2 separate regions of the Homo sapiens genome follow, and region 2 is linked to region 1. A link is a loop called in an ENCODE intact Hi-C map of the cell type or tissue named here. Cell type or tissue: Calu3. All regions are shown on one strand. Each heading gives the region's core, and the rest is flanking DNA. Links, peaks and the distances in the headings are about the cores only. Region 1 overlaps NTRK2 (neurotrophic receptor tyrosine kinase 2). Region 2 overlaps NTRK2 (neurotrophic receptor tyrosine kinase 2).

What was found. Hi-C counts contacts between places; a loop is a spot of excess contacts. Peaks named below come from ENCODE experiments on the same cell type or tissue, not always from the same donor. Only the 100,000 strongest peaks of a DNase experiment are listed, where the experiment ranks them.
Region 2: a loop joins it to region 1, with 3 times the contacts of the local background. A loop is called at or near these places in 2 of 110 quality-filtered maps.

What each region holds. Positions count from the first base shown.
Region 1 is chr9:84,778,723-84,785,993 of GRCh38, forward strand. The region is part of intron 12 of NTRK2 (neurotrophic receptor tyrosine kinase 2); the gene reads left to right. Among named protein-coding and RNA genes, the nearest start is that of NTRK2, 110 kb to the left of the region's middle. In Calu3, for the core only: no CTCF peak of the experiment used is centred there; a DNase peak (open chromatin) is centred at 2,919.
Region 2 is chr9:84,708,040-84,715,310 of GRCh38, forward strand. It overlaps NTRK2 (neurotrophic receptor tyrosine kinase 2), which reads left to right. Exons shown (of 19, transcript NM_006180.6): 6 at 2,598-2,752. Among named protein-coding and RNA genes, the nearest start is that of NTRK2, 42 kb to the left of the region's middle. RefSeq lists enhancers at 142-1,060, 1,674-1,733. In Calu3, for the core only: no CTCF peak of the experiment used is centred there; DNase peaks (open chromatin) are centred at 1,882, 3,562 and 4,062.

The sequences.
Region 1 (7,271 bases), core at 952-5,951:
GCTCATGATGAGTAAGCCTCCCTCCTGCCTGAACTGTGCAGTTCCCGCTGGTGGACTGTGCCTTCACGGACACCGTGCAATGTCCCTATCTTCTGGTGTGTCCGTGCCTGTCATGTGGAGTTTGATACAGTGGACTGATTTCTTCTCTGCTGTGTCCTCTCCCTCCTCAATGTTGAGGGATATGTGGAGAGAGCAAACTTGCTGCACTTAGCCCACCCCAGTGAGATGCCCTTTTCATAGCCTTAACAGGCTGGTCTTTTCTTCTCCCAGCATTTAACAGAAGGGAGGACCTCGACTTTAATGCAGATTTGAGTGCCTCCTTCCCTCTCCCTTGGGTAATATTGATTAGAAGGCTTCAATTACTTATTTATCAGATTTATAAAATGCTTATCTTGCCAAGGTCTCTGGGCACATGGACAAGAGTAAAAATAAACAACAAGCAATAATAATAATAAAAATCCACCAAACATAGGTGCTCATTCTGAAGGCTCTACATGAATGCCATTGGAAGCCTGGTGACATTGATTTAGAGCTTCCATTACCACTTGACTTTTTTTTTCTTTTCTTTTTATAAAACACACCCACGTCCAAGGGGGCTTGTTCTCCTGCATAAAGCAAATGCATTAACAAGCAAAGAGATGGAACACATAGATTTGCTGTTGAGGCTAAGGCCAAATTGCAAAGAACTCATATGCCATGTTGCAGAGATCAGTTTCCAACCCCCTCATCTTTTCTTTTGTGGTGAAGGCAAAAATAGAAGTGAATCTTAAAAGAGGGCTTTGTATTGTCTGTCCCAAATTTTTGTCTAGACACACTGAGACAAATTAGCTTCAAAAGAGTTTTCTTGTTCTGCAAAAGGGGCAGAATTCTCTGAGGAGGGTGTGCTATGTCATGCCGTAGGGTTGCTGCACCTTTTTTTGTTTTTTTGACACTGACACAAGAACATCACAGTAGTTGTGGGTTGTTTAAAGGCTTAGCTGTGTGCTGATGATATTGTTTCTCCTCAACTGTTCAAGATCAAGAAGGTGAGGCATTTAATTAGATCAGAAAAGAGTGAGCAAGTTTGAAGAACTTTTCTCAACGTGTCAGATCTGAAATCTTAATTCCATGCTGGACTTTCTCTCTGGAGAAGCCTCCTTCTGTATTCCTGTTTACTTCTGATAAGAGTAAACAAATGGTAGAAATGCTAAAAGGGAACCAAGATACTCTGGACCACCAACACGTCCAGCATTAACAACCCACACCACTAGTGGGTCAGGTTAGCATTTCTGGCAGCTAGCCTTTATGATTAGAAAATAAGGCATTATAATGGGACTCTGCGGTTTTTTTTTTCCTTAAAAATCTGGTTTTGATTATTAACACTCTTGCCATTAGGGAACATTTGGTCTGAGCTACGTGTTAGAGTTCCACCAGTACAAGGGAAGAAAAAAAACCTGAGCTATCCCCTTAAAACAGTTGTCATACTATGAACCCCAGGCTCAATCTGACCAGTTGTTTGTTTTTGTAAATAAAGTTTTATTGGAATACAGCCCCATTCATTCATTTATGGATTATCTATGGCTGCTTTCATGGTACAGCAGCAGAGTTGAGTAGCTGTGACAGAGACCTTATGTCTCAGAAAACCTAAAATGTTTACTCTCTGGCCCTTCACAGAAAAGGTTTGCTGACCCCTGCCTTAATGGAACACATAAGCAAAATATCTAATGAAATAACCATCCACCTCCCGGACTTCCACATATTTTGTAATAGGTTGTGGAGATGGGGATCTTGCCCGGTTCAGCTTCTCTGTTTTAGTCAGGCCAGTCCCTAAATCAACGTAGGCAGATGCACAAGCAGTGAGATGGGAGCAGAAGTTCAAACTTAGGGGAATACCAAGGTCCAGCTCTGCGCAACTTTACCTTAAGAGTCTGTGATTCCCTCTGTGTACACTTCCATTTCATATACTAACATGGGTACTGTGTAAAAAGAGAAAGAGACACCTTCAAAGCTACCATCAGGGGTAGCGAATGGTGCTAGACCTCACTGGTCCATAGTTCCTACTTGATTAGGTCTCAGTTAAGAGCTAGTATATTAGATGGTTATACATGGAAACATAGGTGGATGTTTTTTCCTCTCTAAAAGAAAGCTATGAGCTATGAAGTTTTCTGGCTTGGATGGGTCAGTGATAATTTCAGGGGTATGGCAGACTTTGTGATATTTTCTTGGGAAGTAAAAGAAAAAAGGTATGGTTCTGATAAATATTCTGTCAGGAATTCTATATTTGAGTCTTTTTTTTGTTATAACATCACACTAATTTTTTTTATACAAAAGACTGTCAGGGTTCAGGGTGCAAAAGGGTAAATGTGCAGTCTTTGTATGTTCCATTGTCTTTTCTTCCTCTCTTCATAACTTTTGCAGAGAAGGCCAGCCTTGTTTGTATGTTCCGGTGTCCAAACCTTATGTGTACAAAGTAACTGTGTGGTTCAGTCAGAAGAAAGGTGATAGGAGTTTTGAGAAACTGGCATTTTGAAAAAGGGCAATTCCTGCCTCTGTAGGAGTCTTAGTACTTTTAGGATGTCTTAGGAGAACATACAACTGAACACCACCTCTAAAATTAATTTCTACTTACAGCTGAGTGTTTTTATGTATATGTTTTGTTGACGCTTCTTAAGAGTTCATAACATTCTCTGGTATATCATACTTTTCAGATCATAAGTATACTTTTTTCTTACTCATATAATAACTTTTCATATATACAAACATCTAATTCAAGAATTACCCATTAAAGACCTAGCCTTTTTTGCTTCCCGTTGAAAATGTGAATTTTGAGATTAATAAATAATGTATTTTAGTCATTTCAGTATAACATTCTTAACTTTGCCGGTTAAAAACAATACCTATTTTCAATGAGATGAATGCCCCCTGGTGGAAACAGTGGCAAATATTTGCACTGATTTGGGGGGCCCACAGACAACAAGAACAAGCATATCAAGTGTAATGATGGAACAATGTAGGCATATAATTGACATAGCTTAGAGAGTGTCTTTAGTTTTTTAAGTCTATACTTCATTTAAATGCAGTAAATAGAAGATAACATCAAATTGGGAGGGTCAAAACATTCAACAAGGAACTAACTAAACCCTTATTATGGCAATTTCTCTAGCGTCTTTCTTTTCAGCTTGGGAATCTCTTAGCTAGTAAAGTCATTTATATCAAGGCTCTTCGTAACGATTTTTTAATGGAGGAATTTTCAATAATACCTTGGAGGGTGTTCTAAAACTAAATAGTTGTATAAGAGAGAATTGCTTAAAGGATTATAAGATGGCCTCCAAGAAAACACACACACACACACACACACACACACACAAACACACACACCCACAAACAAACACGTCAGTGGGTGAGAGGAGCAGGTTTTGGGATTTAAGCTTCACCAATGACAACTTTATGTTGTTTGTCTCGTTAACTGCCAGACAATCCATCTCTGGTTCCATAGGGAATGCTTACCAAGCCAGGCATGTGAGCTTGCCAGGACTCATGTTTTTATAGAAAGCTTTATTTTGGAAATTTCTAATCTGAACATACTTGAAATCTAATTCTCAGAAAACTTTGGAAAACCATTTAAAAGGAAGCAGGAAAAGGGAAAAGCAAAAGTGAAGTATGAGGCTGTATCCCCTCTATAGGAAACGGAACTGTGAAGAAGCAGAGGTTGCTGGCACGTTCTGCGGCTCTCCCCTCTGCCCCGTCATACCTAGCTTTGCTGTGGCTGTCGCTCTAGCAGAAAAGCTGTGGTATTTTTTCTGCCTCTGCAATTTTCCCACTTGGATGGAGCCTTTGGAAATGAAAAAAACAAATAATCAAGAGCCATCTTGTATTGAAAGCTGATGTTCTGCATACTTAATGGGCTGAATCACCCTTTCCCTTTTCAGATATGGCTCATGTCCATTAAGCCGTGGATATGGCTGATAAATACCATTGTACTTGTCATATCACCAAGTGCCACATTTTCCGAGGCAGTGACGTTTCTTTACCTCAGCATTTGTGAGAGATTGCACTCTGGAGTATAACGGTTCAGGCTGAAGTTGTCTATTAACTTGAAAGGACTTAGAGATATGTTAATGGCTGGGTGGGAACTCAGTTCTTTAGAAATTCTTCTTAAACCAGTACCTTTCATCAAGTCACGATGCTTAATCTTATGTTATCCGTGGCTTATGTCCTGAAGTGGGTGGGAAATGGGGCTTGACTTCCCCAAATGTAAGAAGTGTAATATACAATACTTCTCACATATGAGAGATCAAGAGAAACTACTGAAGCTTCCAGTAGATATTCCAGAACTTGTTTCTTTGATAAGAAATAGGCTGTTCTCCTACTGTGAATGTCCTCTCGCTGTCCCACCTCCCAGCATGAGAGACCCCTAAAATATAATGCAACAAATGCTCTTAATGACATTGCCTCTCACAGATGTTTATTTAGAAGAACTGTGAAGGGTGACCTGTGAAGGGACATTTTGTGTGTCTAGGGATTGACTTTCCCTTCTTGACAGTGCTCTTTATCACAATGTATTTTTGTATCTGTATCACATTTTTGTGTCTGTATTGCAATGTATATTTTGTTGAAATGGTTTTGGACTCTAAACAGGGTTACCCAGCTTGATCACTCACGTTCTTTACTTGACTTGGCTCTGAATAATTCTCAGACATTTCCTGAGTCAGATTCATCCCTGAAGGGTTAGTATCTACTGTCAGGGATTTCAACTTAATTTTATTCACTTTCAGATATGTGTCTGTATCAGGCATTGGGTTAGATGGTCCTATTTCCCAGGGAATGACACTTTGGAGGGAAAATGTGAAGTCAGTGGATACTTTAAATAGAGTTTGAAAGGTGCCTAGAAAATGGTCCTCAGAGATGGGCATTGAAGGAGGCTTTGGGATTTGCAGAGTGTGAGAGTTGGGGAAAGAGCATGGAGAAGAGAGAGGGATGGATTCCAGGTAGAAATTTTATGTCCCAAGATGTGAAAGTGTAAGAAAATGTGTGGCATTCATACATTTGCTAGGAGTCTGGTTTGGCTTGAGCAGAGAACGGGGGTAGAGAATTGGGAGAAGAGACTGCTGGGTTGTGGGGGCAGGGCATGAAGGGGGCTAGGGAGTTGACAGTATGGACAGAATTTATCCCAAAGACTTCGCATGGAGGAGTACCCTAATTAAGTGTATGCTATAGAAAGAAGACTTGGCAGCATGAGGAGATGGAGGTTGGAAGACTGGGGTGTGATGGGAGGTGGGACTGCCACTGGGTTAGATCAAGTTCAAATAACTCAGTCTAATATTAGCAGGCTGTAAAGGTAAGATTAGAAAATGAATCCCAAAAATGTTGTGGGCAAAGGCAGCAAGGTTGAAAGAAGCTGTATGGCCTGAGGGAAAGGCAGAGGGGAGTCAGATGAGTCTGAGTTCAAAACCTAGCACTGCCGGTTACTAGTTGTATGACCTCCAATAGTCTCACCTGTCTTTAAATTTTTTAAATTGAGAAATAATAATTGTGCATATTTATGAGATACATAGTGATGCGTGATACAAATAATGCATAGTGATCAGATCAGCATATCCATCATCTCAAATATTTATCATTTCTTCATAGTGGGAATGTTCAATATCTTCCTCCCAGCTATTTGAAACTGTATGTTATTGTTAACTCTAGTTCCAGTCCTCACCTTTCTTTGCTGGCTTTCCATCTTCTGGACAATGGGAATGGTACTCTTTCTTCATGGTGCTGTGGTGGAAGTGAAATTAGATTATGCATGTTACAGGGGTAGAGTTTGATAGTCACTCTTTGAGGACACATGAGTGTGCCTGTGTACATTTGGGTACGTGTATGAAGAAAGGAGAGACAGAGGACCTCCATTCAGACATCGATTTTCTCTGTGCTTATTTAAAACTCTTCATTCACATGCTGCACACTCAACAAATACTTATTTAGTGGTACACACATGCAAGGTGCCAGCTAAGGACTCTGTTCCCTTTAGTGACATCTCCTGAGGGGGTGAGGGCAGAAGATGTTTAATAAATTAATGTTGGTCAACTAATTCATGCCCACATATGATGACAAAAGTGTCTAATAGCCAGTACAAGTCAAAATACTAGAAAACCATCCATCTGAGTTATTAACATTTTAATTTAGATCAATAGGGAAAAATAAGTCCTTAGGGGGTTTATTTATATCCTTAGTGAGTGTTTTTTTCTTCTCGCAATTTAGTTTCCTTGAGAACTGAACATTTATAAAGTGTTTTTGGTGAACCCATTTATACAGTAGAATTCATTTTCTCTAGGAGGTTGGGAACTACAGAGAGAAACCAGAGAGTCATAAATTCTATTTAATTCAAGTTCATGCATTTCACTAGAGAAAGCACCTTCTTTATCCTCTTATTGTACTTCCCCTGAGACCTCTGAACAGATGATGTTAGCAGTGATTTAAAAATGCAAATCATATCACAGAAGTCCTTTAAAGGATTGTTCCTCACTCCTCCTCCCACCCTCCATCACACAGGCCCTTAAACAACAGGAATGGTAAATTCAAAACCAAAACTTGCGTCATAGGTAAAAACCAACTATTTGCTGAAATAGGCTGTACCAGTCTGGCTATTTTGATCACCCATGATAGTTGGAAGACAGAGGATCTATATTCTAAATCTGATGAATGTATTTACTATTCACATTACATGTTTGAGGTGAGCCTGCTATATGTACATGTGGAGAAAGAAGTGTGGTTATAAGGCAAAATAAATAGTAGCCCTTGCAGTCAAGTGGCTTCCGTGGATCAAGAGCTCGTATAACTCATTTTCCAGAAGAAGGGCAGATGCATTGCAGTGGGAGTTCATAGAGAAAGATTACTCTTGGCTCATGCTATTGAGATACTTTTATGGAGGAATTAGTTTCAAGTTGTGCCTCGAAAATATTGGCCTGTAGAATCTTCCAGTTTGAGAAGTCCCTAATTACACAGTGTTTATGGGCATGATTTTTAATTGTGTACTGCACCTTATTTCTTCCTATGAGATTTTTATTCATTCTTTAATAACTCACACTACATTTGAAAACTGTTCTTGGGAGGTATTTAAGAAGAGTTGTGGGACTAACTCTTCTTAAAACATAAATTTTGAGAGTCAGGGATGGCTAGTCATTGTGGACAAAGGATGAACTGAGGTTCTTTCATTCCCAGCCAAGCTGGTGACTTGCACACAAGCGCCATGCTATCAGAGCCTCTCCCCAGGCAGTGTGCACCAGAATTTATTGCAACCTCAGTGT
Region 2 (7,271 bases), core at 1,084-6,083, 71 kb before region 1:
AGTTTCAGTCTCTCAGTCTTTTATTCCTTCAAGGTTTATTATCTCTCATTTTTAAAATTCAGTAATTAAAAAAAATAGAAATCTCAGTAGTGACATATCATTTCTGATTCATTTAAATGTTGATTTTACATAAATAATTTCTGGTACAGGGAAAAAAGAGAAAAAGAAGGGGGCTTTGTGTGAAAACGGCTGTATGCTTTATATCTCACAGCTCTGGTTTGGTTCCTGTTGGATCCAGGCCCTAAAGTCAAGCAAACCCATTCAAGGAGGAAATAAAAATGGGCAAAACTCTGCTCACTTTTGTCCATCTTAAGGATAGGGGACATTGGAGGAGAGGTAGTTGTTCTCTCTCCCCACCCATCTTTGTGAGATTTTCTTCCAGATCTGTTATTGCATTCAATATTTATTTTTAAGTCCCATTTTCTTCTGTTGTAAAATGATAGAAAACGTATTGAAAGGTGTTGATGACTAACAGCCAGGATTTCCAAGTGAGCTCCATTCCTTGCATTGTCCCCATTAAACAAATATGAACTGTTGCTATTCTTATGGTAAGGCACCTCAAAGCATCCTAATGCAGAGGCTTTGTGGGGCAGATGTGGGCCCAGGAAGAGGCCTTTGAAGATTAGGCAATGGCATTTGCTTAAACTCTATCTTGCCTGAATTGTGGAGTCTTTTTATGAAGATCCATCCTTATTCACAAGGAAATTGTGCAGATTGGAAGATGTCACTGCTGGAGAGACAACAAGTTAATAGGTGTAATGGGTGTTATATGGTGAAAGTCTTGGCAATTGAGAATTATTTGGAATAAAGTGAATTCAGGACGTTGAAGCACTAATGCTTCTAACACAGGAATAGGCATGACAAACTAAAGGAAGATACATGAGATAGGGTAAAGTACTTGGTGTAAAAATTTTGGGCAACATTGTGTAAAATTTTCTTGCTGGATTAAAAATTAGAGTTTCAATTTCAAATTTATGTCTCAATATTCTTCTTGAAGCATATTTAATCAATTAATTCAACAAATGTTAATTGTGTACCTATTACAAATCAAAATGATATGGCACAGGGCCATGGGGATAAAGGGAGAAAAGTTTCTATGTTCCTGGATTCTGTTATCCAGTGGGAGAAGTAGAAACCTAAAGATAAAAGTGTAATGTGCTGTCATAATCATCGAGCTTGCATAGTAAGCTGGAGAAAGAAGCCAGCTGTGCACCAGTGTTGTGTTGTCATATGAACATTGCTGTATTCATAATTGAAGCATTCCTTTCCTTCTTTATCCCTTCTGCTGAGTTAATGATATCTTCTTTTAGAAAGACTCTTTAGTTTTGCATGTACTCAGAGCTCCAGGAAGCATTTTGGATTAGTGGGGTTTAAACTGGTGGTGGGTCTTTTCTGCATTCTATTCCATATCTCATAACATCAAATCCCATTTTGGTGTTGGAGGGATACTTGGAGGCGATCAAGCAGACACAAATTAAATGAGTCTACCATGACCACATTTTCCCCTAAGAAACTCCTGGAAAAGTCTCCAGGGATCCCTGAGATTCTTAGAACCCAACCAGAAAACCACAGGAGTAAATGATGTTGCAAAGCCCAGGTCCTGTCTTCACGGAAATCTTAAGTATTGTGGTTAATGCCAGGCAGAGTCTATGTAACGATTTTAAATGGCCTCATTTAAAGGCTCATTACCATAAATGGAATTCATCTTAAATAGGCCACTGAGTATTACAAATAAGCATTTAAAGATTTTTTTTTCCTTGTGGTTTTTATTTTCCTCTTGACTACTTCCTCTTTTACCCATTGCAGGCCACAGGAGTCCAGGCAGCATGGCTGAGGTCTGAATGGCGGTGGCTTTCCACCCACAGTGGTCTAACGCAGCTCAATCTGCAGCTCAGTTGCCTTGCCCTCAGAATAGCTTGCTCTGTGTGTGTGTGTGTGTGTGTGTGTGTGTGTGTGTGTGTGTGTGAAGGAGGTCTACAGCTTCCTTTCAGGTTCTCTCTCTCACCTTTACTCCAGCTATCTTGAATCAATGAAACTGACTGTGATTGTATAATGCAGAAAGCTAGGGGTGCCAGCCTTCTGGCATTCACAATTTAGTCTTAGCTTTGTACTTACAGTCTCATTTTAAATTGAGATGAAATTGTTCTGCCCCCTGCTGAAGTTTGAGCTTAGAAAGTGGTAACACTTGAGCCTTTAGCCTGGTCAGAAATAAGTATGTTAGCATTCCTGAAAACTTCTTGTTGGCATCCTTTTAATAACTCTATAATAACCATGATAAATTTGTCATGGCACCTTATTTTCCCCATGTTATGAGATGTTCTTTTCTATCCTATATTTTGGCTATTTCTGTCTCTATCTTGTTTCCCCTGTTATTCTGTAAGGTCTTCTATCATTCTCCAGTGCTGTCTGCATATAGGAGATGCTCCGTAAGTATCAGATAAATGAAGGAATAATAAGTACTGTCATGCTATGAAAGTGGTATGACTTCCAAGCATTGCTGGCTAGAAAGAATTCATAATGTTGTAGTATTTTACAAGCACTAATGTAGCTAAAATGGAAAAAGGAACTTGATCTGTTGTCATTTTTGTTCCCTGTAGGATCCTGGTGGGCAATCCATTTACATGCTCCTGTGACATTATGTGGATCAAGACTCTCCAAGAGGCTAAATCCAGTCCAGACACTCAGGATTTGTACTGCCTGAATGAAAGCAGCAAGAATATTCCCCTGGCAAACCTGCAGATACCCAATTGTGGTAATTTATTTTTAAATCAATGTGTTCTAGTTGCTATTAATTATTCTCATTGCCTTGGTGCGGTAGTCTGGGAAAATTACCACTACCTGGATTGTATATAGTATTCTGTTGATGTCTCCAGTGACTCAGACAACATTTATGTGCAGTGTGGAGTAATCTTTGCAAGTAGAATATTAATTCAGAGTGGATGGCTGTAAAGTGCATAGAGAAAAAGTACACTGCTTATTCTTTTTGTTTGTTTGTTCATTTGCTTATTTGTTCATATTTGTTTTTCCATCTATCCATCCATCCATTTATCCACCCATCCATCTGTGCAAAAACTATCTGCTAAAAGTGTGGCACTTCTCTGGCCACATATACCCTTGGATGGCACCCAGGCCAAGGATCTCAGGGTGATGAAAGTGTCCTGGCAGCACAAGCAAATCCAATTCAATCCAGCACATTCCCTTAAACTTGTCTTACTGCCAGAGGTCTGTGTCTCTTGATGGGGTGCCCCAAGTCTGCCATGCCACGTGCTTCTCCCCATGTCTGGATTTAAGATCTCCTACTTTACCGTCATCCCCTATTCCTCTTCCCAGCGTTTTCATCTCCAACATTTAAAAGGGCACCGAATGGCAAAATCAGAGCTCATGTGAGTGCTAGTGAGTTATAAGGAAGGAATAGCAAAGTGTTCTGCTTAGGATTTTACTAGTCTTCAGTGATGTACCTCTACAATACCCACACATGCATGTTACTACCCCATTGACATTTGAATCGGTTAGTCAACCAGTTAACAAGTTCACAAACAATTATGTTTGATCTTCTGGCCTAGTGGCTGGTGACACAGCAGAAAGCCATGTAGCACCTGGTTCTTGTGCACAAGGAATCTGTGTATTAATCACAAACAACCGATTCTTTGTTTTCGGAAGACGCTATTATTTGAGGTCTATTTTTTATTTAAGAAAAATGGAGCTGCTGCACACGCTTTGTAGGAATGCGATAAAAATAAAGATATGAGTCTGTTTCTTACCCTGAATGACCTTAGAAGACGGCCCTGACCCTTCCCACAGATTTTTCTGTCACAAATAGAGTCCTTTGGTTTCATAATGGGGGAATAAGGCTTTATTCTCTTGCCAACCTCTGTCAGTTTTCTTTGCTAGCTAACACTTAAAAAATAAAAAAACTTTTAATATGTGTCTTTTCCTGATTGATAAGAGGGTAACTGTTCTCTGTTCTGGTGCAAATTTGTACTGCTGAGAGAAATTGCCTAGAGGGACAAGAAATTCAATGTTGAGTCACCTGGCCTTTTGGCCAGCTCCCAAATCCCCATGGCAGTTGTGGCCACATTGGTTCAGCAACCACTGAGAGGAAAAGAGAGAAAGCATCTGACTCTTGCTCTGATTTCACAAACTGCCTCTTAACAGACGTCTGCTTTGTCCTTGCCTGAAACCAATTTCATTTTTTTCCATTGTAATTTTTGGTTGTGTTGTCTTGGCAGCATTCCGGGAATGCACCCCGCCTTACGTGTTATTGCTCGGCCATTGTGATTGGGATAGGGGACGTGTAGGGAGTGAACTGGTCCTCATTTTTCCTAAACAGTTTGTCAATTTTCAGTCATTTTTTATTTCTGTTTTCTACAAATTAGTCAATGAATTGTGTGTCTAAGAGTGAGGTTTTGAATCTACTGTAATGAGGGCATGGGCTCAATTGATCGATTAGGACTGAATGGTTACATTCACGGTAACATTCACAATTCATTTCAATGTCAAGGATGCTTTTCAAAAAGCAACATTATAGAAGAGTGTGGCAAGTGAATCGACAGACTTATTTTTCCTATCGTTTTTGTGTTCTTAACTGTTTTGTTCTTTCCCTTTTAATTTTTATTCTCTTTCAAGTGTTTTACTTTTTATAATTGCATGTATTATATTGATATGTCTTGTTGCAAAAGTAATTTCCTACATTACACATATGATGTTTGTCTTTTTCTTGCCTAACCATTTCTCCTAACCATTTCAGGTCAGTAGTCATAGATCTGTCATATTCTTTTTAACCATTACGTGAAATTCATGATACAATGTGTCTTAATTAATTAAGTGTTCCATATTGACGAGCATTTTGCTTATTTTCCATTTTTTCAATACTGCAAAAATGTTTCAGCAAGCATCCTTATTCATGCTTTTTACACATATGTACAAGTGCAAAGTTTTTTCTAGAATACACAGAAAGAAGCAGAATTGTTGGTTTATGTGGTTTGCACATGAAAAAATGGCTGTATCTATTTATGCCCACCCTAACAAGGTATACCTTGATATTAGCAAACTTGTTAGTGTTTGTCTTTCTAAAAACTGCTGTCATGGCTTTTGAGTTTGCATTTTCCTGATTACTATTGAGTATCTTATATGTTTATTGGACTGTGTTTATGCTTCAGTAAATTTCCTGTTTATATCCTTTGTCTATTTTTCTGTAGGGTTTTTCTGTTTCTTTACTTTCATTGTTCTTTGTTTTTTCTTAATTGTTTGAAAGTGATAAATATTCTCTTTTTAAAAAAGTCTATAATACTGAAATATTTTCTGCACAAATTTAAATATGTATTTTCTGCATAGAGATAACCACCAATAAGGCAGAAAAAATATTTTTGCTTCCCTTTACTTCTCCTCCCAGCTCTCAGTTTGTTATCATCTGGGATTTTATTTTTGTATTGTTACCTGGCTTTTTTGAAGATGTCATATTTCTTTGTATATCATAGACTTTTGTGTCTTACTGTGTTCTTTTGGTGTGATTGTTCTTTTTGCTGGAGTATATCTTCTAATACTTCTTTCATAGAAATTAAAAAAATAAAATCAAGTTCTTGGGTGGTGGGAAATTGGCCTGTATTTTTTCTTCTCAGTGGAATTTGCTGAGTAAAAAATTATAGGCTCAAAAACTGAGAACTTTGAAGATATTGCACCATATTCTTTTTGTATTGAGTGTTGCTGATGAGAAGTCTGAGGTCAGTCTGTTGCTTGCTCTTTCTAGGTAAACTGTGCTTTTTATATTTTTTCCCCTCTAGAGGTTTTGAGAATTTACTCCTTATCCATGTTATTCTTAAATTTCACCACAACGTAACTAGATGTGGGTTTTTTTTTTTTTAATTCTGCTTATTGTGAGGGATACCTTTTCAATGTGTGGGTTCATGTCTTCAGTTCTGGAAAATTTTTCTTATTGATTTGCTCTATGTATTCTTTCCATTTATTCTTTCATTCAGGAATCGACATTGGATAGATATTTACACTTTTGGCTCCACCCATGCTGGCCACCTTTTCCTTAGTAGTTTCCATCTGCTTGTCCTTGTGTACCGCATTATGGGAGAATTGGTTTGCTCATTACTTAGCTTTTCAGCTGTTTCTCCAGCTGCTGATTTTTTTTCCTTTCAACCACTGATGATCAATTTCCACAATCTCTCGTGAGTCATTTTTTTTGTGACTGAAATGCCCTTCTCCATACGGGGTTTGCTACATCAGCAGGGAGTCCTGCAATCCTGCCTCTACTTTTCGGTCCTTTGAAAGCCTCACTATTTTGTGAAGCACATGGTTATGTGTCCACTTGGGGCTGTACTGCTTTTCATTAATCCTCTTCTGCTTTCTCTCGCTTAGGAGTTCTTTATAGTTTCTTCTCCATCAGCGATGTGCCTTCTCACTTTCCAACTTTGTTCTGGGTTTTAAGAAAAATATTGAGTATCACTTCTGGATATCTGGGATAAGAAAGGGAGCCTTCACTTTGGGGCTTAGTCATGTATTAATTTTCTTTTGATGGTTTCCCAACTTTGGTTCTTTCAGGAGAAGTTATAATCTAGACAGAAAATGACACTAGAATGTTGGATTTAAATTCTCTGGAATTCTGTGTTGAAGAAACCAGATAATAATACGCCAATATCTTCAAGTTAGATAAGTCTTCAAGTCTTGTTTGAAAAAAATGAATTTATGGTCAGCTGGCTTTTTCTTTTACATATACTTTAAAAACACATCTGTTGTGTTTAAGTCACAGATTTGAAGTTCATCTTATTTCCACACTTTTTTTGGGGGTAAAACTTTTTAGCTAACTCTGAATCAGTGAAGACCATGGTCTTGTGTGTGTCATCTTTGTAAACCAACAATTTGCCAACTACTGTGGCCATTGTATTTAGTTTGCAATTGGTACTATTTTTATTTCAATGAAAAAGAAGAGCTGCTGAGATTTTATTTGTTTGTAAGATGAGTTTTCTTTAAAAGTTTCCCTTGTTAGTATTTCATCATAGAGATATTATATGGAGAACAAGTTCTCTACATTTTATATGCAAATATGCATATTCCATGGTGCCTGCTGTACTCCTTGATCATAACAGGCATTTGATGAAGGTTTGCTGAATTAACAAATGCATGAACCATATCATATTAATGTTCATATTGGACCAGGTTTTTAATATAATGGTGTGAACGTTTCAGTTAATTAAAAATAACTTACATACATTATTTTAGCCAAATTATTCTATAGTTTAGTATTTTTTCATTATTTTTGAAATTTT